2 separate regions of the Mus musculus genome follow, and region 2 is linked to region 1. The links are chromatin loops, found by intact Hi-C in ENCODE. Cell type or tissue: heart. All regions are shown on one strand. Each heading gives the region's core, and the rest is flanking DNA. Links, peaks and the distances in the headings are about the cores only.

Region 1 (10,579 bases), core at 3,626-7,625:
CCTCCTGAGAAGCCTCTCAAGGAGACTGTAGACTTAAAGGCAGAACCCCGTAACAAAGGGCTCACAGGTCATCCTCAGGAGAAGGGGCCTGGTAGCTGGCAGGGCCCCTCAGCTCGCAGGACTCGGGACTGTGCTCGCTGGGAACGCTCCAAAAACCGTACACCGGGTTCTTGCTATCCCCACCTACCTCGGGGCCAGGGAGCATACCGGTCTGGTACTCGCAGGGAGCCCCTGGGCTTGGAATCTGAGGAAGGTTCCTAGCAGTACTGTTGGGGGACAGGGAATTGGGGTGGGAGGGAGGCAATAAAGAGAATTGACCTTTGCTTAACAGCATCTAGCCTATGTGGTATGACTCTTTATGGTAAGGGGCTCCCACCTTTCTTGTAAGTCTGTTCACCAAAGGCACTAGGGTAAAAAGGGTCTTCCCTGCCAGTGTGATCAGTTCTGAGACGGTCCACATCTGTGCATATAGCTCTGAACAAAACCCACATTTGCACGCATGCATTGTTCAGCCTACTGGTTGGTTGTTTCAAGATAAGGTACCATATAGCCTCAAGCTTTATATAGCTGAAGAATTCCAGGTCTTTCTGTCTCTACTTCCTAGCAGATTCCAGCCCATTGCCACATGGCCAGTTTGTGCATGCTAGGCAAGCATACTACCAACTGAGCCACATCCCAAGCCCTTTTGTGGTTGTTTTTTTTTTTTAAAGGTTTATTTATTTATTTATTTATTATATGTAAGTACACTGTAGCTGTCCTCAGACACTCCAGAAGAGGGAGTCAGATCTCGTCGATGGTTGTGAGCCACCATGTGGTTGCTGGGATTTGAACTCCTGACCTTCGGAAGAGCAGTCGTGTGCTCTTACCCACTGAGCCATCTCACCAGCCCCCCTTTTGTGGTTTTAAGGGGGAAAAAAGCTTTGCTGTGGTGCTCAGGTTGGTCTTAGGATTTTTATAAAATGTGTGTGTGTGTGTGTGTGTGTGTGTGTGTGTGTGTGTGTGTGTGAGTGTGTGTGAGAGAGAGAGAGAGACAGAGAGAGAGAATATTATGTGTGATATATATATATATATATATATATATATATATATATATATACACACATACATACATACATATCTTCAGACACATCAAAAGAGGGCATTGGATCCCATTACAGATGGTTGTGAGCCACCATGTGGTTGCTGGGAATTGAACTCAGGACCTCTGGAAGAGCAGTCAGTGCTCTTAACTGCTGAGCCATCTCTCCAGCCCAGATCTTAATTTTTTTTTCCTTTTTTCTTTTTTTTCCGAGACAGGGTCTCTCTGTTTAGCCCTGGCTGTCCTGGAACTCACTCTGTAGACCAGGCTGGCCTCAAACTCAGAAACCCACCTATCTCTGCCTCCCAAGTGCTGGGATTAAAGGTGTGCGCCACCACTGCCCTGCCCTAAAGAATAATTTAATTAATTAATTTAAAAATTCCTTAAGGAGAAATACAGATTTTGTGTGTGTGTAAAACAAATAAGAGGCCACACATTTGAGAAATAAATGGGAAGGGTTGGAGGGAGGAGGGGTAAGAGGGAAAGCAAATGTATCAAGGCGACTATAAAGAGAAATATGAAAGCTGGGCAGTGGTGGCGCACTCAGAAGGCAGAGGCAGGCAGATCTTTAGCCTGATTTATAGAACAAGTTCCAGGACAGCCAGGACTATACAGAGAAGTCTGTCTCAAAAACAAAACAAATAAGCCAATGGGGGGGGGGGGGGCAGGAGGGGACTGTGTGCCACAACACAGGGCAACAATGTATCTTATTTGGGTGGCCTTTCATGATTGCATGTATATTTTCCATTAACACTCACTCCCCTGTCCTCAGGCCATGGCCCCATCATTTGTAGATGTAGATCTTGTAGGTACCTGCTATGGCAACTCATTTTATTCTCAAGTACAAACACAGCAATGGAGGGAGGAAAGGCACAAGCCTGATTAGTGTGACAGGTGTTTATGGAATTTTTGAGAGCAGATCATGGCCTGGTGGGTCACCTCAGAGATTCAATGTTGTGAACAGCCCCCATGGGGTCATTTTTATACAGCATGAAGTAGCCTTGCACCTGGGCAGGACTAATCTCAGATGTAGCTTTAAGGACATGTTCAGCAAAGTTCTCAGCCAAAGAAGGTGCTTGCCCTGGATAGAACCTCTGGAACATCTGGGTCAGCTGCCAGTGTGAGCAGTAGCCCACATACTCCTTCAGATCTACTCGCCCGGGACGTATGAGGGCAGGATCCAGCCTAAGAGGAAAAGCACAGTGACAGCCAGCAGTCCTGCTAGCTCCTGAGATGGTCTCCTCAACCCACCAACTCTCCCACGGCCTAGGTGTGAAGTTTTGCCTTCCTGTCTCCTTACCTGTCAATGTAGTTGGTGGTCATGAACACAATTCGTGCTTCAGTGGAGGCTACACCATCCAAAGCATTAAGCAGTCCACTGAAGGTGAGGCGGCCTAGTCCTTGGTACTTTATAGGGTCTAGAGGATAACAGGAATGTGAGAAGTCATGTCTCAGTTAAAATCGTGCCCTAAGCCCCCACTTCAACTCCTTATTTATCAGTATTTCTTGTTGATGACTTAGGCCTCCAAAAATGTTCCTTGTTTACTTCTGGCCCTCAGTGTCTTAAATAACTACTTCCCTGGGTCAGGAAAATAGCTCTGTGGTTAAAACAGACAAACAGCTACACAAGCCCGAAGACCCAAGTGTGATCTCAGAATCCAAGTAAATTGCTGGATGCAGTGGCTTCTGGTGGCACATACCTAAATATTAAGGCACGTTGAAAGCAGTGACAGGAGTAGGGCAACAAGAGAGAGACAAAGGGTGCAAGGTGAGAGCTGCCTTCAAATTGTTCTCCAACCTCCACATACGTGCACCTGCACACACATGCACACTAAACTAAAAACAAAAGATTTCCCATCTCCAGCATCCACACTTACTCTCCACAGCCAAGTCTCTACTGAGAAAAGCAGCATCCACATCTTCCAGGAGCACCAAGCTCTGCTGTGGTGCTACACTCAGTAGATGGTTGAGCCGGTCATCTGAGAGGCTAGAGTCTGTGAGGCTGAGCAGGCAGATGCTGTGTTCCAGTTCTCCAGCCAGGGCTGTTCTGTGGACAGTGACATGGAAGGAGGTCCTAGGCAACCTGAAGACTTCGGGAGTCCTAGGAGGTAGGCTGCAAAGGCCTGTTTCCTATACCACTCACTTGATATATATCTATGGATCTCATGTTTATCCTGATCCTTGCTTCCCAGATTCATTCCTCTTCTAATAATTTCAGCCCAGTTTTTCTGCAAAGGCTGTTACTCAAAGTCAAGAAAATTTGACTACTCACATAAAACTGCTCTTTCCACAACCAGGGGGCCCATAAAGAAGGTAGCCACGTCTGTAGGGAATGCCTAGGGATATAACCAGGATAAACAAGACCTACAGTGAATCATGTACTCTGGCCCAGGTGTCCACATCTACCCTCAGCTCCATTCCCTGCTAGTGGTCCTAGAGGCAGAAAAGATATTCTCATAGACGAGCTTTCTTTCCCTTTCACCTGAGCTAGAATTTCCTGTAACTTCACCTGGCTACAAACTCGGCTAGATTCCAGCTGCTGCTTACCTCTGTCAATGTACCACTTGGGGTTATCAATAAATTCCCGGATATCTTTGACAATTCGGTCAGCCAGACCCTGCTGTAGGACTACAGAATCCAGTGGCCGACGTCGGCGCGGATAACCAAAGGTACGCCATTCAGACCCCACAGCTGTGTACATCACAGTCTTCCCTTCCTCCTGCTGCAGGGCCAGTGCTCGAGCTGGGAGCAAGGAAGTAAAACAGTCCCTTGATCATGCTGATGCTTCAGTCAGGTAGAGCTCTGACCTGGTACCCTTCTCCCAAGGACTCGGATCCTTATTCCTCCTCTCCAAGCAGCAGATGCCCAACCTCCCCACTTTGATAGCCTGCCTGTCCCATCTCATACCTTCTTCCAGGATGTTGAAGAAAACCTTTCGGTCAGTGCCCAGGGCCGTGAAGGTGACAGATTCCCAAGGAGTCCCTGTTTGCAAGTCTACCATCTGCATGTCTCGGTTTCGTTCTACCCGGATCCATTTTCCCTGATACCTGAATAAAATTGTCAAAGTGACCCAATTTCCTCCATCGATCCACCCTCTCCTCAGAGCCCTACCTAGTTTCCTATCTTACCAAATGAAGTGGTTTCCAGGGCTGGGGATAAATTCAAACTTGGTGGAGATCCGGCCACTTTCATGCTGAAGGTATGAGGTTTCAACACTGAGGTGCTGAGTGCGGGTGCTGTGTCGGGTAAGCCAGCTAAGCAACCAGGCATAGCTTCTGTCTCTGGCAGGGACTTCCAGTGTGATCATGTAATGGCGCCGGAATGCCACTAGACCCAACTGGGCTCCTTTCCGGGCCATAGCCAGAGCCGTACCCACACCTACCAGCCCAAATCCAGCCCCAAAGTAGGGATTGTCTTTAAGGGCCAGAACAAAGTCTGAAAATGGCATCTTGAAAAGAAGCAGCACAGATGCTTATAGGCTCTGAGGCACTGTCAAAACCGAGGGATGGATTGTAGCAGAACTGGAAGAAAGCATAAGACTAGTATAGAAACTAGACCAGTCAATCTTGCTCCGCTCCCTCCCACAGAAGCAAGATGGACAGGTCAGCAGGACTGTGTTTCAGTGGAGTAGGAATGGTGTTGGAATGCCACAGCAAACACCCCAGGCTCTTCAATCCATTTTGCTCTTCAGTTAGACCTTTTGCCAGAAGGCCATTTTGGAGAGTTTCTCAATTCCAAAAAGCAATGTACCCAGCTCCACATCAGGATACTAGAAAGGCAAGACTCTGGTCCCTGGCAAGAGCTAGACAGAAGGGTCCCCACTGAATGGAATCGGCAAAGGTGATTTTTCCATTGCTCTGTCAATGACCACATGCCTTACCATCAGAAATGTCTTTCAAATATCCTCTCCCTTACACCCCGTTCCTAATGTCCTGTACAGACATTTATTACTTCTCACCTAAACTATTTCTTGCAAGTTATTTTGGTTCTTGAGGTGATATTTGAATGGACCTTCAGCACCTGCATCATCCAAACCCACCAATCCCAGACACGCTACAATTCTGTCACTTGTATTCCAGCACCCTTGGTGCCTTGCTCCCATTGGGTTCAAATACCACAGCCGGATACGCAGGGATGCCTACATTAGAATGCGTACCTTTACTAGCAAATCACTACCTACTTCTAGCTCTCTCAGTTCTGTTGGTACCGAATGACCCCCACCCCTTTATTCTAGGCATTCTTTTTCATTGAGATCATATAGTCTACTTCTTCCACGGAGCCTTTTTCTTTTTCTTTTTTTTTTTTTTTGGAGCCTTTTTCAAATTCAACCCAATTAAGATGTGACTAAGCCTAACTTAAGACAATGCCTAAGGGGACAAAATGGCAATTATTTCCAGAACACCTCTCCTTGCAACACTTCTCCACTGCCACTCCTCTGCCTGGCACACCGGCCCACTGGTGAATTGACAGCCGTGACCTCCGCTAAGGCTCGGAGCTGTGATCCAGAATTCCAAAGCACCTTTGCATGGAGAGCCGCTGACGAAGATCTCCTGGCCCCCGGCTCCCGAACCCTGACACACAGCAGCTGACTCCCGGACACCCTATACACAGACCTGCTCGCGCTTCCAGGAACGTGGGAGAGAGAAATCTGTCACTCCGCCCCCTTCCCTCCATGACTCTCTGGCCCTCACACTCGATGGTTTCGCCGGGCCTACGAAGAGGCAGCGCCGCTAGTCCCGCCCCGGACTGCTGCATCTACTTCCGGCCACACCCACCACGGAGTCCTTGCCACTCTTCCCTGCAATTCTCGATGGTTCCGCTTTGGGGCTTCAGAAGGGGGGTACTCAAGGACATAGAGGGGAAACCATAGAGTAGCACGGGCCTTGAAGAGAGACAGAGTGGCTGCCACACGTCAGATTCCTAGAGGCGCCTGGGCCGGGGGCGGCCACATCAAAGGCCCCCGAGGAGCCACTCCAGTCCCAGTCGGACCATAGAGATGCAGCTCCCGCCAGCCCACGGGTAGGAGGTGAGAGAGCGGCTGTCGGCGGGAACCAGGGGAAGTGCGGGCGCTGTGAGCTGAAGGTAAAAGTTTCTCTAGCTCCAGCTTGAGTGGGCCCTGGAGGTGGAGCCCGCGGGAGGAGGTGCTGCGGGGAGCGCGCCGGTGAGAGGGGCGCGGGCGCATCTCTGCTGGACTCGGGCGTCTCAGTCGCGTCACAGCTCCGGGCCCCGCCCGGGTATCCGCTGCCTCTCCTCAGGACCAGAACCGTGACGATGCATCATCCCAAGCCTTGCAGGTTCCAAAACGCCTTTCTCCTCCGCTGTATCTCGTGACTTGGCTGTCGCCCCACAGTGTAAAAGCTGTCGTCGCCGCCGCCTCCACTTTACAGACAGGAAAGCTGAGGTCCTGAGAAGCGAGGCAAGTGCATCGACTCAAGGCTACACGGTGAGTCAAAGCCCAGAGGCGCGTGGGAACTGAGGTGCCTACGCAGGGTTGCCTTGTTCCCCAGGCTTCGGTATCCCTTGCTTCTCCAGTCTCAAAAGCACGTTACTTCTTTCTGGCTCTCTCCTACCTCCTCCCCCGCATCTTCCTGAGGCCATGTGATGGGCTGGAAGACCGCCTAGAGCAGCAATAATTAGTAGTCCGTGGGGGCTGTGATTTCCAAAAAGCCTCGCTGACCACGGAAGTGCACTTCCCTGCCTCCTTCTTGAATTGCTGTCTGTTCCTGCTGTTATGCTTTTTAAAGACATATTTGTTTATTTTATGTATGTGAGTACACGGTTGCTTTCTTCAGACACAGGAGAAAGGGCATCGGATCCTATTAACAGATAGTTGCGAGCCACCATGTGGTTGCTGGGAATTGAACCCAGGACCTCTGGAAGAGCAGTCAGTGCTCTTCATCACTGCGCCATCCCTACAGCCCTCGTGCTGTTTTTACGTGGAGGGATTCTGTAGAATGAGAACTAGCCACTCTCACCTGGCACATACTCAGTGACCCAGTTTTGTTTGAAACAGGGCCTCACTGTTTAGCTCTGTCCTGGAACTCACTATGTAGACCAGGCTGGCCTCAAATTCACAGATACCTGCCTGCCTTTGCCTCCTGAGTCCTGGAAGTTTAAAAAGATTATCTCATTTATTTCAGTCGAGTTGAACAGGACATGCAGTTTAATACCTTTGTTTCTCAGTTGTGTTCCCACTGGAGGCTTTAGTAAGTTAGTGAATTGGAAATTTACCTTGTATTTGAGGAACCACTGGCTTGATACCTTAGTTTAAAAGATCTGGGTTTACTGCAACTCAGCTGGTCCACTAGAATTTCCATTTTGTCTAACTTACCTAGCTTGTTGATGCTTAGGGTCCAGTGAAGTGAAAAATGCCAATAAACTCCTCAAAGCTCCACATTCAGTATTGGGATAGATCATTTGTACAGTGCTTGCCTGGCATGCACAAAGCCCTGGGTTTGATCCCTAACAACACATTTTTTAAAAAGTGTGAGACTAGAGAAATGGCTCAGTGGTTAAGAGTAAATGCTGCTCTTTCTGAGAGCCTGAGTTCAGTTTTCAGCCCCCCAAATCAGGTGTCTGACAAGCACCCCAGCTTCAGGGAGTCCACCACCATTTTCTGGACAGCTGAACTATACATCTAGGAAGGGAGATTGATAGAGAAACAACAGCACAGTGTGGTTTCTGACAGAACTACATACAAAGGCTTTCAGGACAACAGAAAAGAGAAAATTAAGAATGTTAGGACACACTCATAGCAGAAATGTTTGTTTTCTTAAGGAGTATCTGACTAGCTAGACAAGAGATTTTGATGGGTTGAATGGGAGGGGTGAGAAAGTAGAAGGGTCTGTAAGCAAAAAAGTGAGTCAGAGAATGGCAGATCATCAGGTTAGGAGGGCAGAGTGGGAGGGATGCCTGGGGAGGTAGGTCAATGAGGACCATAAGTGAAGGAATCGTATCATATCTATACTGAGGAATAATGAGACCATCGAGTAGTAAGAGAGAGAGCCTTTGACCCCACTCAGTTTTGTTGCCAGGGTTACTTTGCAGGAACCAGAACCTGTAATCTTTAATTTAGTCAGCCTCAGCTTGTTGGTTCTCTACTAATTCTGACTTTTAATCTCATATTTTTGTATTGAATGTTGTTTTGAAAATGTTTAGAATAATAAAGTGTGGCATGTTGCTATAGAAGGAAATGATTAAATGTGTGGGCCAGCTTAAGAGAAATTAAGAGTTCTAACTGTGTGTGTGTATATATATATATATATATATATGTACATATAGCTTTTTTTTTTTTTTTCTGGTTTGTCAGCATTTAGGAGACCACAGCACACAAATCAGTGATAATGACAGACCCTGTGTTGGCATCCCAGCTGGCTAATGGCACTGGGGAGATGGATGGACTGTGCTCTGAACTATTGTTGATTCCCCCACCTCTCTCAAACCATGGAATCCTGGGCCCTGTCCAGAATACCTGTGCTTCTGGGGAGCTTGCACCTTTGCCTGCTGACCCAGGCTGCCTGCTGGTAGAGGCCACAGCTACTGAAGAGGGTCCAGGGAACATGGAGATCATTGTGGAAGCAGTAACTGGAACTCTGTCCCCAGGAGCTCCTGAAGAGACCTCAGGTACAAACATAGTTGCTACCAGGCCAGTGGGACACCGCCTTGAGTTTTTTCATCTGTGCTATTTTTGGTCCTTGTCTTTGAATGTGATGAGAACACAAGGTAGCATGCTATTTTTACACCCTGAGATGCTATAATTTGGTTTGCAGTTGGTGCATGTTGATGGAAGGCTGGCAAGGTACATACAGCCTTGTAACAAACTTGGCAAAGTTTATCCCAAAAGAGTTTTGTGTCTGCTGGGCAGTAATCCAGAACAAGAAACCTTTTTGACACCCCTGCCAGTTTGGCTTGTCCTTGCTCTTACAGTCCTTGGGGAGGCTTTCTTCTGTACTGACCCTAAGCCAGCCAAGGGTTAGGCCAGAGGCCCAGCCTCTTCAACCATCCTGAGTTTGGCAAGGCTTTCCAGAAGAAAGTGCTGTTTCCTTGCTCAAGTCTCCTGTGTATGTATAGCATACACCCAGGGCATGCTGTTAAGAGGGAGGGCATATTATTTAATCCAGTAGGAAGTTTCTCTTTATTCTCTGTACATCTAAAACTTTCATTTTTATCAAACTCCGTGTTTTAACTGCTATCTCTCAGTTACAGTTTTAAGCTTTGTCTTCTGACAGTGTAAGATAATAGCAAAGAATGCTGGGGGAAATTAGGTAATTAGACCATGTAAGAGTTCTACACTTCTCTCTGGGGGTAAAGAGAGAGCATAAATGGACTATGTATTGGTTTGCGCTTTTAATCCCAGTACTTAAAAGACAGAGGGTGGCCAATCTCTGTGAGTTCAAGACCAGCCAGTGTTACATACTGGGGCCCTGTCTCAAAAATGAAGAACAGAAACATTTTAACATAAGCAAGTTTAGGGCCTGGCAAGATGCCTTAGTGAATAAGGACATTTGCCACTAAGCAGGATGACTTGTGTTTAGTCCCTAGAGCCCACGTTGTGAAAGGAGAGAACCGACTACTATGAGTTGTCCTCTGACCTCCACATGTGCATGTTGTATATACACATTTTATATAAATGAGTGGGTTTTTTTTTTTTTAAGTAAAAAATTTTAAAAAGCTAGTTTTTTTAAATTTTAAGAGTTAACTGTTTTTGGTTTTAGTTTTAGTTTAGCTTTGTTTTTTTAAGCTAGATGTGGTGGTGCACACCTCTAATTCTAGGACTGAGGAGGATTTCTGCATGTTCTGAGCCAGAGGTCTACATAGTGAATTCTAGGCCAGTCAGGGCTACACAGTAAGATGTCTTGAGAAGAGAGAGAATGAATGAATGAATGAATGAATGAATGAATGAATGAATGAATGAATATGAATGCCTATATGTAGTTCACAAAGAAGAAATAAAGAGAAACAATAGCCTTATGGAAGAATGCTTCATTTCATATAGTTACAAAATAGAAGCTATTTTTCGCTTCTCAATTTTGTTAAAAACTAAGTTGTTTTTTGTTGTTTTTTTTTTAATTTCTTGCAGAGGACTGGGGTTTATTTTCTAGCACTTACATGGCAGCTCACAACTGTCTGTAACTCCAGTTCCAGTGGATCTGATACCCTTACACAGACATAAATGCAGGCAAAACACTAATCAACGCTCATAAAATAAAAATTAATTAATTTTTAAAAAATGTGTACATATTAAAAAAATGCCTAGAATTGAGGAGAGGCTATATAAGGATATGTAATACCTTGCAATGCTGGGGTTTGTTTGGTTGGTTTTTATACAATTTCACTAGCTCTGGCTGGTTTGAAAGGAATTTGCTATATAGACTAGATTGGTGTAGAACATAAATCTGTCTGTGTCTGAGGTGAAGAACCCAGGTTATTGTATATTGTCGCTATTGGTTGTACCACTGAGCTGCATCTGCATCCCAAATTAAGCTTTTGAAGGTCAGTTTA
Region 2 (10,579 bases), core at 3,442-7,441, 130 kb before region 1:
TTCAAAGCCTGCCTTGGTTACATAGAGACTCAGTCTGAGGCCAGGCCAACCAGGCTACAAATATCCTGTGTGGAAAATGAAACAAAACAGAAAAACAAAAAAGGGTTATGTATTCATTACAACTGTTACAAAGAAATCCAGTGTATGAATAATATGGTTTATTATCCAGTGGGTGGATATTTCCATTATATTTATTTCTTTATCATGACTAATTTTCAGGGCTGGAGATGGGATCCAGGGCTTAGCGCAGGCTAGGCAGTTTCTCTGTCTGCCACAAGCTGTACAAAAGGACATTTTTGTGCAAGTGTGCAGTAATGACTTCAATATTTTCTTTTTTTAAAATGTCCGCTTTTGCCAGGCAGTGGTGGTGCACGCCTTTGATCCCAGCACTTGGGAGGCAGAGTTCAGAGATTCACACCAGAGATCCTGACAAGGAAAAAACAGCCCACTAATTTTGCAACCCGGAGAAACAGTGGAATAGAGGAGGGCCTGAGGGTGACTCCGGAGAAGCCTTGTCCGTAACACACTCTCCTGAGTGTGAGCACTGCTCATGACCATGCTCAATGCCCACGGTGCCCCGCCCCGCAGCCCGATAGAAAGCTCAGCAGAACAGCAGGCTCAGCTTTGGTGACAGCATCTGGATCAAGGACAAGAAGATCACTCCCAGATGCTGAACTCTGAGGCCAGCAGGTCCCAGTGCCCAGAACTTGGGGGACAGAAGTGGACAGACACGGGCCCAGCCCTTCACTTTACAACAGGTTTTTCAGCCATATTAATAAGGATGAGAAACCCAATCCACAAAATGGCAAATGTACAGAGGTGCCTGGGGGCTGTAAGGGGGGACCTCAAGCCAGGCAGTTTAGAACAAGAGATATTAACTAGGTGACATCATGCTCAGGATCAATATTTTTGGAAGGTGAAGTTTTTATAGAGGGGCTGGAACAATAGCTTAGTAGTTAAGAGCACTGGCTGCTCTTCCAGAGGGTCTGGGTTCAATTCCCAGTTCCCCAGCATCCAAGGGATCAAGTGCCAACCTCTGGCTCCTTTAGACAATGGAGGCACATGATATACTGATATACAGTCAGGAAAACACTCATACACATAAAATAAAATAAAAACTCAAAAAGTTTTAATTTAATAGAAACTTACATATAAATCGGGCGCTGGAGATCTAGTTCAGTGGTTGAGAGCACTTACTACACTTTAGGAAGACTGGGGTTCAGGTTTCAGCACCCACATTTTAGTATACATAAAGTCACACACACACATAAAATAATTAAATAAATATTTATAGAAAATTATATGGGGCTGGTGAGATGGCTGGGCTGGTGAGATGGCTCAGTGGGTAAGAGCACCCTACTGCTCTTCCGAAGGTCCAGAGTTCAAATCCCAGCAACCACATGGTGGCTCACAACCACCTGTAACAAGATCTGACTCCCTCTTCTGGACAGCTACAGTGTACTTACATATAATAAATAAATAAATCTTTAAAAAAATTATATGTAAATTTAACACATGTTCACATTGTATTTTCCTCCCAGGATGCTTGGTATTATTTTTAATAGAGAGAAAAATGCAGGCCTAGGGCTATAGCTCAGAACTACAAAAGACAAAGATGCTTCCAATTTTATTTTGCATGTATGTGGTATATATGCACGTTCGTTCGTGTGTGTGTGTGTGTGTGTGTGTGTGTGTGTGTGTGTTCATTCACAGCAGCCAGAGGACGACATAGGATGCCCAGCTCTCTCACCCTCTACCTTATTTCCCTGAGACAGGGTTTCTCACTGAACATTGGCTTTCCCATTTCAGATGCTGGCTGGCCACAGAGCGCCTCAGACTCACCTCTCTCTCTGCCCCAAGCTGGCTCTGGAGTAACAGATTAAAGCACCCGCACTCAGCTTCTTTCTTTTTCTCCTCTCTTTTACACAAGAGGAAGAGGAAGAGGAAGAGGAAGAGGAAGAGGAAGAAGAAGAAGAAGAAGAAGAAGAAGAAGAAGAAGAAGAAGAAGAAGAAGAAGAAGAAGAAGAAGAAGAAGAAGAAGCAGAAGAAGAAGCAGCCTAGGTAGACAGGAGTTTGCCACAGAGCCTTCATTTAAAGGCCTAAGGGAGCCATAACTGATACCCCAAAAAGGTAGGGTAACAGGTACTAGAGAAGCACAGCAGGCAATGAGATGCCATCTCCAACCCAGTGTGCACAAGATGCAGGACTTGGGGTTTTAGGACATGTCCACATAGACGGGTTTCAGTTTTACAGGTCTCTGTGATCTCTCTCTCTCCTGGCCAACTCCCCTCCATCATGTGTGGATACAGGTAAGTTTTTCACTTTACAGGCTAATCACAGACAGGAGTCGTCTTGAGGGTTCGATCACTCTAGACTTTTGACTTGGTGCTCAAAGAAGACTTTGGGGACTATTGGCACAGTTGAATACATTTCCCCTTGTGAGAAGAACGTGAAACTGGGGTGTCCGGTGGGATGCCATGGCTCAGGTGTGGTCTGCCTTCCTCAAAGGTGTGTGGGTATTGAAAGCTTGATCCACAATGTAACAGTACGGAAAGGCTCTGGGACCTCTAAGAGATGGGGCCTAAAAGAGTTTGGGGTTGGGTTATAACCATTCTGGGCTCCAAAGAGTAGATTAATTCCCACAAAAACAGGTTGTTATTTAAAAAAAAAAAAAAAAGCAAGCCTTCCTGGGCTTGCTGGCACATGCCTTTAATACAGCATGCCCACAGTCAGAAGTAGGTGGATCTCTGAGTTATGACCAGTTAGGCCAGCCTGGTCTACAGAGTGAGTTCCAGGACAGCCAGCCAATGTAGTCTTTTCCCATAGTCTCACTACTGCTCTGACCACATGACCTCTCTCTTCCTTGTCACAGGCAAGCTCGTGTCATGTGATGCCACTCGCCACAATACATACAGTAACAAGACCTGAATCAGAAGCTAGCTAAATGGAGCCATCCATTTGGAGTTTCCATTTCCAAAATCGTGAACAAAATAAACCTTTTCTTTACAACGCAGTCACTCTTCAGCGCTGTGTTACGGTTAAACCAAACAGCCTAAGATTCGGGAGCAGATCATGACCAAAGGAGACTCAACTATAGGAGTTCTCCACCTCAGCATGTAAGACTGTTTAAACGACAAGCCAATGCTAACGATACAGAGCAACACATGGTCTTCCGCAGTGATGCTGTTGCCCTGTTTTAAGGAAGTGCCACACTCTCCTAACTCACAGCAGCCCCAAGCACAGGAAGTGAGGATTAATGTATTCCTCATGGGCAGCTCAGATTCATACGATCAAGATGTTTAGAGTCCTGACACTGCCGCCATCTGTACCTGTTTAAAAGGCCATTCACAGGGCTGTGTGGATGGAGCAGCAGGCAAGTTTTCTTGATGCTCTACATGGGACCTGAGTCTGGTTCCTGGTACTCATGAACTACCTGTAACTCCAGTTCTCACAGATCCTCCTCTGGTCTCTTCATACAAACAGACACGAACACTCAAACACACACACACACACACACACACACACACACACACACACACACACACAGAAATAAAATAAATCATTAAAAAAAAAATCTACTTCTGGGCCATGATGGTCTTTATATACAGAATCCCAGCACTCAGGAGGCTGAGGCAGGAGGAAAGAGTTAAAGCCAATCTAGACTATATAGGAAAACATTGTCTTAGCAAACAGCCAAAACTCTATATATTCACGGGTTTACTTCCCCATTCTCCTTACAAAGCTATCTAGAATTACATCTTGAGCAAATCCCCCTGAGGAAGCTTCAGTCCCTAGACCCTAGGCATCAGGCATTCCCCAGGCCTCTCAATTTCTAGAGGTTGAAATCAAGCTAGAGAACTTAGAGGACCTTTCAACTCCTTTGTTTCTTGGCCTAGAGATTATCAGGTCTGCAGGAAATAGCTCATATTCCCTCTCTCTTTGTGTGTGTCTCTCTATCTCTGTCGTCTCTCTCCCTCTCTCCCTCTACCCTCTCTCCCTCCCTTCCTCCCTCCCCCCTCCCTTCTGTTCTCACTATGTAGCACTGGCTAGCCTATGTAGCATGGGCTAGCCTGTAATTTATACAGATTCTAATGCCTCTCCCTCCTGATTTCTGGGATTAAAGGTAAGTGTTGCGCCACCATGCCAGGCTTCCTGCTTGCTTGCTTGCTTGCTTGCTTGCTTGCTTGCTTGCTTGCTTGCTTGCTTACAATTTGTATTCTTTTTAACTATGCACGTGTGTGTCAGCAGGTATGTGCTCATGAGTGCATGGTCCTGGAAGGGCAGAGACATCAGATTCCCCTGGGTGGTTGTAAACTGACTGACAAGGGTGCTGACTGACTCAGGTCCTCTGGAAAAGAGAGATGTCCTCCTAACCATGGAGCCCTCTCTCCAGTCCCAGGGAATGGTTTGTTTTGCTTTGTTATTTTAAATCATCTCTCAGTACCTCCTGAGTCTGACAGGGATAGCTACACAGACAAACTTTCCTGGCTGCTGGATTTCTCTTTCTCTGTCCCCATCCTCACCCTCCTCTCCGTCTGGCAGGGTGTCGAGGTGCAATTACATCAGAAATTCCTTTGCCTGCTCCCTAATGTGTTTTCTTTCACTCCCTGAGAAGCAATCTTTTTTTGTTTTTTGTTTTTTTCTTCTGTGGACAAATGTGTCCTACAGATTGCAAAGTAGCTTCCAAAGTTAACTCCTTTGGAAGAAGCAGGAGGGGAATGGCATCTCTGAAGTAACAGGGTTCCCCCAACACCGGGCACTGTATACACTAGCATGAGTCATTCTCTCCCAACGCAACCTCTTCCTTTCCCAACTTGTGCCCACCACATTGATGATGATCTCTTGATCGGTGACACCCATCGCCTGTTTTAGCTCAAAGGATTCTCTCTGCACCCTGCATGCCCTTCCAGTTTATGGCTCGAGCCTCAGACAGTGGCGAGCTAAGTTCTATTTACTGTTTATCCCTCTTCTCTCCCATAGCCAGCTTCTTTTTCTGTCCCAGTGCCCAGACCCAGGTGGCGATGCCTCTGTCCGATGGTTACCTGGAGGTCGGGCAAGTGCAGCACATAGCCTTGTAGAAATAGCTGGAATAAAAATTGTAGCGTTCCGGTCCCCGGAAGCTCCGCCGGACTCCGCAGGCGCGGCCGGTCTTGACCTGTTCCTGGACCCTCCGTACTCTCCTGTGCCTGGAGGGCTGCAGGGATCGTGGCCTTGGCTCTGGCCCCTTGTGGGCAGAGGCCACGGCCCACCACACGCGGGTCCAGGAGCGTCCATCTCAGCCTCGTGCGGCTCCACGCAGCCATGGATCGTGCCCGAGAAGCCAAGAGTTTAGATCCAGAGACTATGAGCCCTATCCAGGCAAGGAGGCAGACAGAACTCGGGCTTTGCGACCTGGCGACTTTAAAGGCAGAGGTGGTCCCGGGGCGGGCCAATAGAGGACTAGCCAGATCCTTTCATAACCCCTTCCAATCAGGATCTGTCCTGAACACACAAACGCCGCCTTCTCCAGCTGCAAGACCTCTACTAAGAAGGCAGGCAGAGGTGGACAAGATGAACTAGGGAGCTCTCTGGAGTTAGCAGCCTCCTCATCCACGGACTCTCAAGAACTTCGCTGGCTCTCAGTCGTGAGATGGAGCACAGCAGTCAACTTCCAAGTCCCTCAGGCCCCACCCAGCTAGGCTTGCCTTTGCTTGACCTGCAGAGCGCCATCTCTGGTGTCCCTCACTTTCCAGATGGCCCGGGAACGCGCTGCTGTTCCCCAGAGGCTGAAGCTGATTGTGGACCTGGGACAGCAGTCACGTGAGGCCCAGAGAGGAGGAAAAACAAAACAAATTGCGGTATTAGGGATTTTTTTTTTTTAAGAGTATCATTTCTGCTTTTGAGAACAGATTTGGGGATTTGATTTTGTTTTCTTTTTCCCGTTTTGTTTTGTTTGAAGACGTGTAGGCCAGGCTGGGCTCAATCCTCCACCTTCCTGCCCCAACCTCCAGAGTGCAGGCATTAAGGATTTTGAACCAGTTATGGTTGCGCAAGCCTCTAATTTCAGCATTTGTGAGGCAGAGGCAAGTGAACTCTGTGAGTCCCAGGTCAGCCTGGTCTACATAGCAAGTTCCAGGTCAGCTAGAGGTAGATAATCAAACTCTGTCTCAAAAAACAAAAAACAAAAAACAAAAAACAAAAAAACTAAACTAATAACAACAATTTTTTAAAAAGAGGAAGGGCTGAAGAGATGGCTGCTCTTCCAGAGGGGAAGTTCACAGCCTCCGAAACCCCTCTGTGTGCACCAAGCATGCAAGTGGCACACAGACAATATGCAGGAAACACACCCATACACATACCATAAGTTTTTAAATTTGTATTTTTAAAAAGGACTGCCTACCTACATGGCCTGGCTTCAGACTATTCCAATAAAGCAAAAAGAATAAAATGGGACAGAAAATTTGCCCCAAAGGGGGAAAAATAACCAAGTGTTGTTTCATGAACTGTTTTATGTATATTGGAAGTTTCGTTTTCTTTTGTTGTTGTTGGGTTGTTTGGTTGGTTTGAGACAGGGTTTCTCTGTGTAGCTCCAACTGTCCTGGACCTTGTTCTGTAGACCAGGCTGGAACTCAAGAGACCTGCCTGCTTCTGTCTCTAAGTGCTGGAATTAAAAGTGTGTACCACCGGGCTGGTGAGATGACTCAGTGGGTGAGAGCACCCAACTGCTCTTCCGAAGGTCCCAGCAACCACATGGTGGCTCACAGCCACCCATAATGAGATCTGATGCCCTCTTCTGGTGCGTCTGAAGACAGCTGCAGTGTACTTACATATAATAAGTCAATCAATCAATCAATAAATCTTTTTTAAAAAAAAAAAGTGTGTCCCACCATGCCTGGCTAGAAGTGTAGTTTTCATAAAGTTAAAAACACAGGGCTATAGATGTGGCTCAGAGCACTTGTGGCTGTTGTAGAGGACTTGGGTTTGAGTCCCACCACCTGTATGCTGAATGGACAGGTAGACACAGGTGGTTCACAACCATCCATAACTCCAGGGATCAGCTGTCCTCTTCCAATTTCCATGGCAACCAAACATGCACATAGTTCACATACATACATGCAAGGAAAAAAAATTACGTAAGATTAAAATGAATAAATCTGATTTTATTTTTTAATGAAAATGAAGACTCGTGCAAATGCAAATGCATCACAGGGACTGGGGATATGGTTCGGTGGAAGAGAACGTCCCTAGTATGATGGAGTCCTGTGCTTAATCCCCGGTATCGTCAGCCACACAGTGAGTTCTGAGGCCCACAGACATTACATGAGACCCTGTCCCAGAGGCAATAAGAAACAAGCAGAGGCTCAGTGATGATTTAATCAGGAAATGTAGAAATCAAAAAGATGGGAAAGCAGGTTCTAATATCACGTGGAGTTTTGTTTTGTTTTGTTTTTTTGCCACCCGGAAGGAGGAAGCAGGCATACTGATTTCAAATAACTCGACTGGCAGGTAATGTGGCTAGGTGTGGCGTTCTTATTGATTCTAAAGTTCATTTTTTTAAATGTTTTTTTTTTGTTTTTTGTTTTTTAATTTATTTATGTATTCATCATTGATCTCTTCAGACATACCAGAAGAGGGCATCAGACCCCATTGCAGATGGTTGTGAGCCACCATGTGGTTGTTAGGAATTGACCTCAGGGCTTCTGGAAGTCAGTGCTCTTAACCACTGAGCCATCTCTCCAGACCTAAAGTTCATCTTTTTTTTAAAATAGATATTTTCTTTATTTACATTTCAAATGCTATCCCGAAAGTTCCCTATACCCTCCCCCAGCCCTGCTCCCCTACCCACCCACTCCCACTTCTTGGCCCTAGCATTCCCCTGTACTGGGGCATATAAAGTTTGCAAGACCAAGGGGCCTCTCTTCCCAATGATGGCTGACTAGGCCATCTTCTGCTACATATGCAACTAGAGACACGTGCTCTGGGGGTACTGGTTAGTTCATATTGTTGTTCCACATATAGTGTTGCAGACTCCTTCAGCTCCTTGGGTACTTTCTCTAGTTCATCCACTGGGGGCCCTGTGTTCCATTCAATAGATGACTGTGAGCATCCACTTCTATATTTGCCAGGCACTGGCATAGCCTCACATGAGACATCTATATCAGGATCCTTTCAGCAAAATCTTGCTGGCATATGCAATAGTGTCTGTGTTTGGTGACTGATTATGGGATGGATCCCCCGGTGGGGTAGTGTCTGGATGGTCCATCCTTTTGCCTTAGCTCCAAACTTTGTAACTCCTTCCATGGGTATTTTGTTCCCTATTCTAAGGAGGAATGAAGTATCCACACATTGGTCTTCCTTCTTCTTGATTTTCTTGTGTTCTACAAATTGTATCTTGGGTATTCTAAGTTCCTGGATTAATATCCACTTATTAGTGAGTGCATATCAAGTGACTTTTTTTAAAAATATTTTTATTTATTATATGTAAGTACACTGTAGCTGTCTTCAGACACTCCAGAGGAGGGAGTCAGTCAGATCTTGTTACGGATGGTTGTGAGCCACCGGATGGTTGTGAGCCACCATGTGGTTGCTGAGATTTGAACTCCGGACCTTCAGAAGAGCAGTCGGGTGCTCTTACCCACTGAGCCATCTCACCAGCCCTCAAGTGACTTCTTTTGTGGTTGGGTTACCTCACTCAGGATGATATCTTCCAGATACATCCATTTGCCCAAGAATTTCATAAATTCATTGTTTTTAATAGCTGAGTAGTACTCCATTGTGTAAATGTACCACATTTTCTGTATCCATTCCTCTGTTGAGGGGCATCTGGGTTCTTTCCAGCTTCTGGCTATTATAAATAAGGCTGCTATGAACATAGTGGAACATGTGTCCTTATTGTTGGGAGCCGTCCCTCTGCTCACATGGACCAGGGTTACTCCTGGGAGGCAAACTGGGGCTGAAAAGACAGAAACTAGGTGGTCGAGAGAAAAATGGAAGCCAAGACAAGGTTCCTGATCAAGGCTCAAATGTTTAATAAAAATCTGCACTTATAAAGGGGGGAAACCCATTCCCTGCCATGCTGAGTTTCTTGATGTCCTGATGCCAAGTTGTCAGCACAGCCTTTTAGCAGTAAGCCACCAAATTCTCAGGTTGCAGTTAGCTCAGGAAAATCTTGGAGGACGGGTTCAGCCTCTCAGCAGGTGGTAGGCAGTGTCACGTCAAAGGAAACCAACCAGTCAGAAGAGCTGCACCGCAGGTGGCCCCGCCTCAGTGGCATAAGGCCTGGAGCTCCTGCTCTAGGCTGGAGGAGGTTACACTTATTACCAGATGGAACGTCTTCTGGGTATATGCCCAGGAGAGGTATTGCTGGATCTTCCCGTAGTACTATGTCCACTTTTCTGAGGAACCGCCAGACTGACTTCCAGAGGGGTTGTACAAGCTTGCAATCCCACCAGCAATGGAGGAGTGTTCCTCTTTCTCTACATGCTTGCCAGCATCTGCTGTCACTTGAATTTATGATCTAACCATTCTGACTGGTGTGAGGTGGAATCTCCGGGTTGTTTTGATTTGCATTTCCCTGATGATTAAGGATGTTGAACATTTTTTCAGGTGCTTCTCAGCCATTCGGTATTCCTCAGTTGAGAATTCTTTGTTTAGCTCTGTACCCCATTTTTAATGGGGTTATTTGAATTTCTGGAGTCCAGCTTCTTGAGCTCTTTGTATATATTGGATATTAGTCCCCTATCAGATTTAGGATTGGTAAAGATCCTTTCCCAATCAGTTGGTGGCCTTTTTGACTTATTAACAGTGTCTTTTGCCTTACAGAAGCTTTGCAATTTTATGAGGTCCCATTTGTCAATTCTCGATCTTACAGCACAAGTCATTGCTCTTCTGTTTAGGAATTTTTTTCCTGTGCCCATATCTTTGAGGCTTTTCCCCACTTTCTCCTCCATAAATTTCAGTGTCTCTGGTTTTATGTGGAGTTCTTTGATCCACTTAGACTTGAGCTTTGTACAAGGAGATAAGAGTGGATCAATTCGAATTCTTCTACATGATAACCACCAGTTGTGCCACCACCATTTGTTGAAAATGCTGTCTTTTTTCCACTGGATGGTTTTAGCTCCCTTGTCAAAGATCAAGTGACCATAGGTGTGTGGATTCATTTCTGGATCTTCAATTCTATTCCATTGATCTACCTGTCTGTCGCTGTACCAGTACCATGCAGTTTTTATCACAATTGCTCTGTAGTACAGCTTGAGGTCAGGCATGGTGATTCCACCAGAGGTTCTTTTATTGTTGAGAATAGTTTTTGCTATCCTAGGTTTTTTATTATTCCAGATGAATTTACAGATTGCCCTTTCTAACTCAGTGAAGAATTGAGTTGGAATTTTGATGGGGATTGCATTGAATCTGTAGATTGCTTTCAGCAGGATAGCCATTTTGACTATATTTATCCTGCCAATCTATGAGCATGGGAGAAGTTCATCCTTTTAACTCAAGACAGATGGTTAGTCTCTTAGGAAATGCCAAAGCTGTAAGCACAACAAAACAAGGTAAGAGGCTCATTGCTGCAGCAAGTATGGAAAACCCTGGGTATAACCCT

The links. Peaks named below come from ENCODE experiments on the same cell type or tissue, not always from the same donor. Only the 100,000 strongest peaks of a DNase experiment are listed, where the experiment ranks them.
Region 2: it touches region 1 in a loop (2.6-fold over the local background); 1 of 42 quality-filtered maps calls a loop at or near these places.

The regions. Positions count from the first base shown.
Region 1 is chr1:74,583,506-74,594,084 of GRCm38, reverse strand. Zfp142 (zinc finger protein 142) reads left to right here and starts at 6,057. Exons shown (of 9, transcript NM_001310668.1): 1 at 6,057-6,521; 2 at 8,388-8,701. The coding sequence starts at 8,422. Bcs1l (BCS1-like (yeast)) reads right to left here and starts at 5,796. Exons shown (of 8, transcript NM_001305652.1): 1 at 5,692-5,796; 2 at 4,207-4,599; 3 at 3,986-4,125; 4 at 3,626-3,820; 5 at 3,351-3,414; 6 at 2,956-3,125; 7 at 2,379-2,496; 8 at 1,642-2,263. The coding sequence starts at 4,526. The coding sequence ends at 2,014. Rnf25 (ring finger protein 25) reads left to right here. Exons shown (of 10, transcript NM_021313.3): 10 at 1-337. The coding sequence ends at 261. In heart, for the core only: a CTCF peak has its summit at 5,891; DNase peaks (open chromatin) are centred at 5,904 and 6,644; H3K4me3 peaks cover 2,709 bases; H3K27ac peaks cover 1,678 bases.
Region 2 is chr1:74,708,355-74,718,933 of GRCm38, reverse strand. It overlaps Cyp27a1 (cytochrome P450, family 27, subfamily a, polypeptide 1), which reads right to left and starts at 5,399. Exons shown (of 9, transcript NM_024264.5): 1 at 5,043-5,399. The coding sequence starts at 5,303. In heart, for the core only: CTCF peaks have their summits at 5,709 and 6,754 (motif pointing left); DNase peaks (open chromatin) are centred at 4,403 and 5,533; H3K4me3 peaks cover 1,967 bases; H3K27ac peaks cover 1,546 bases.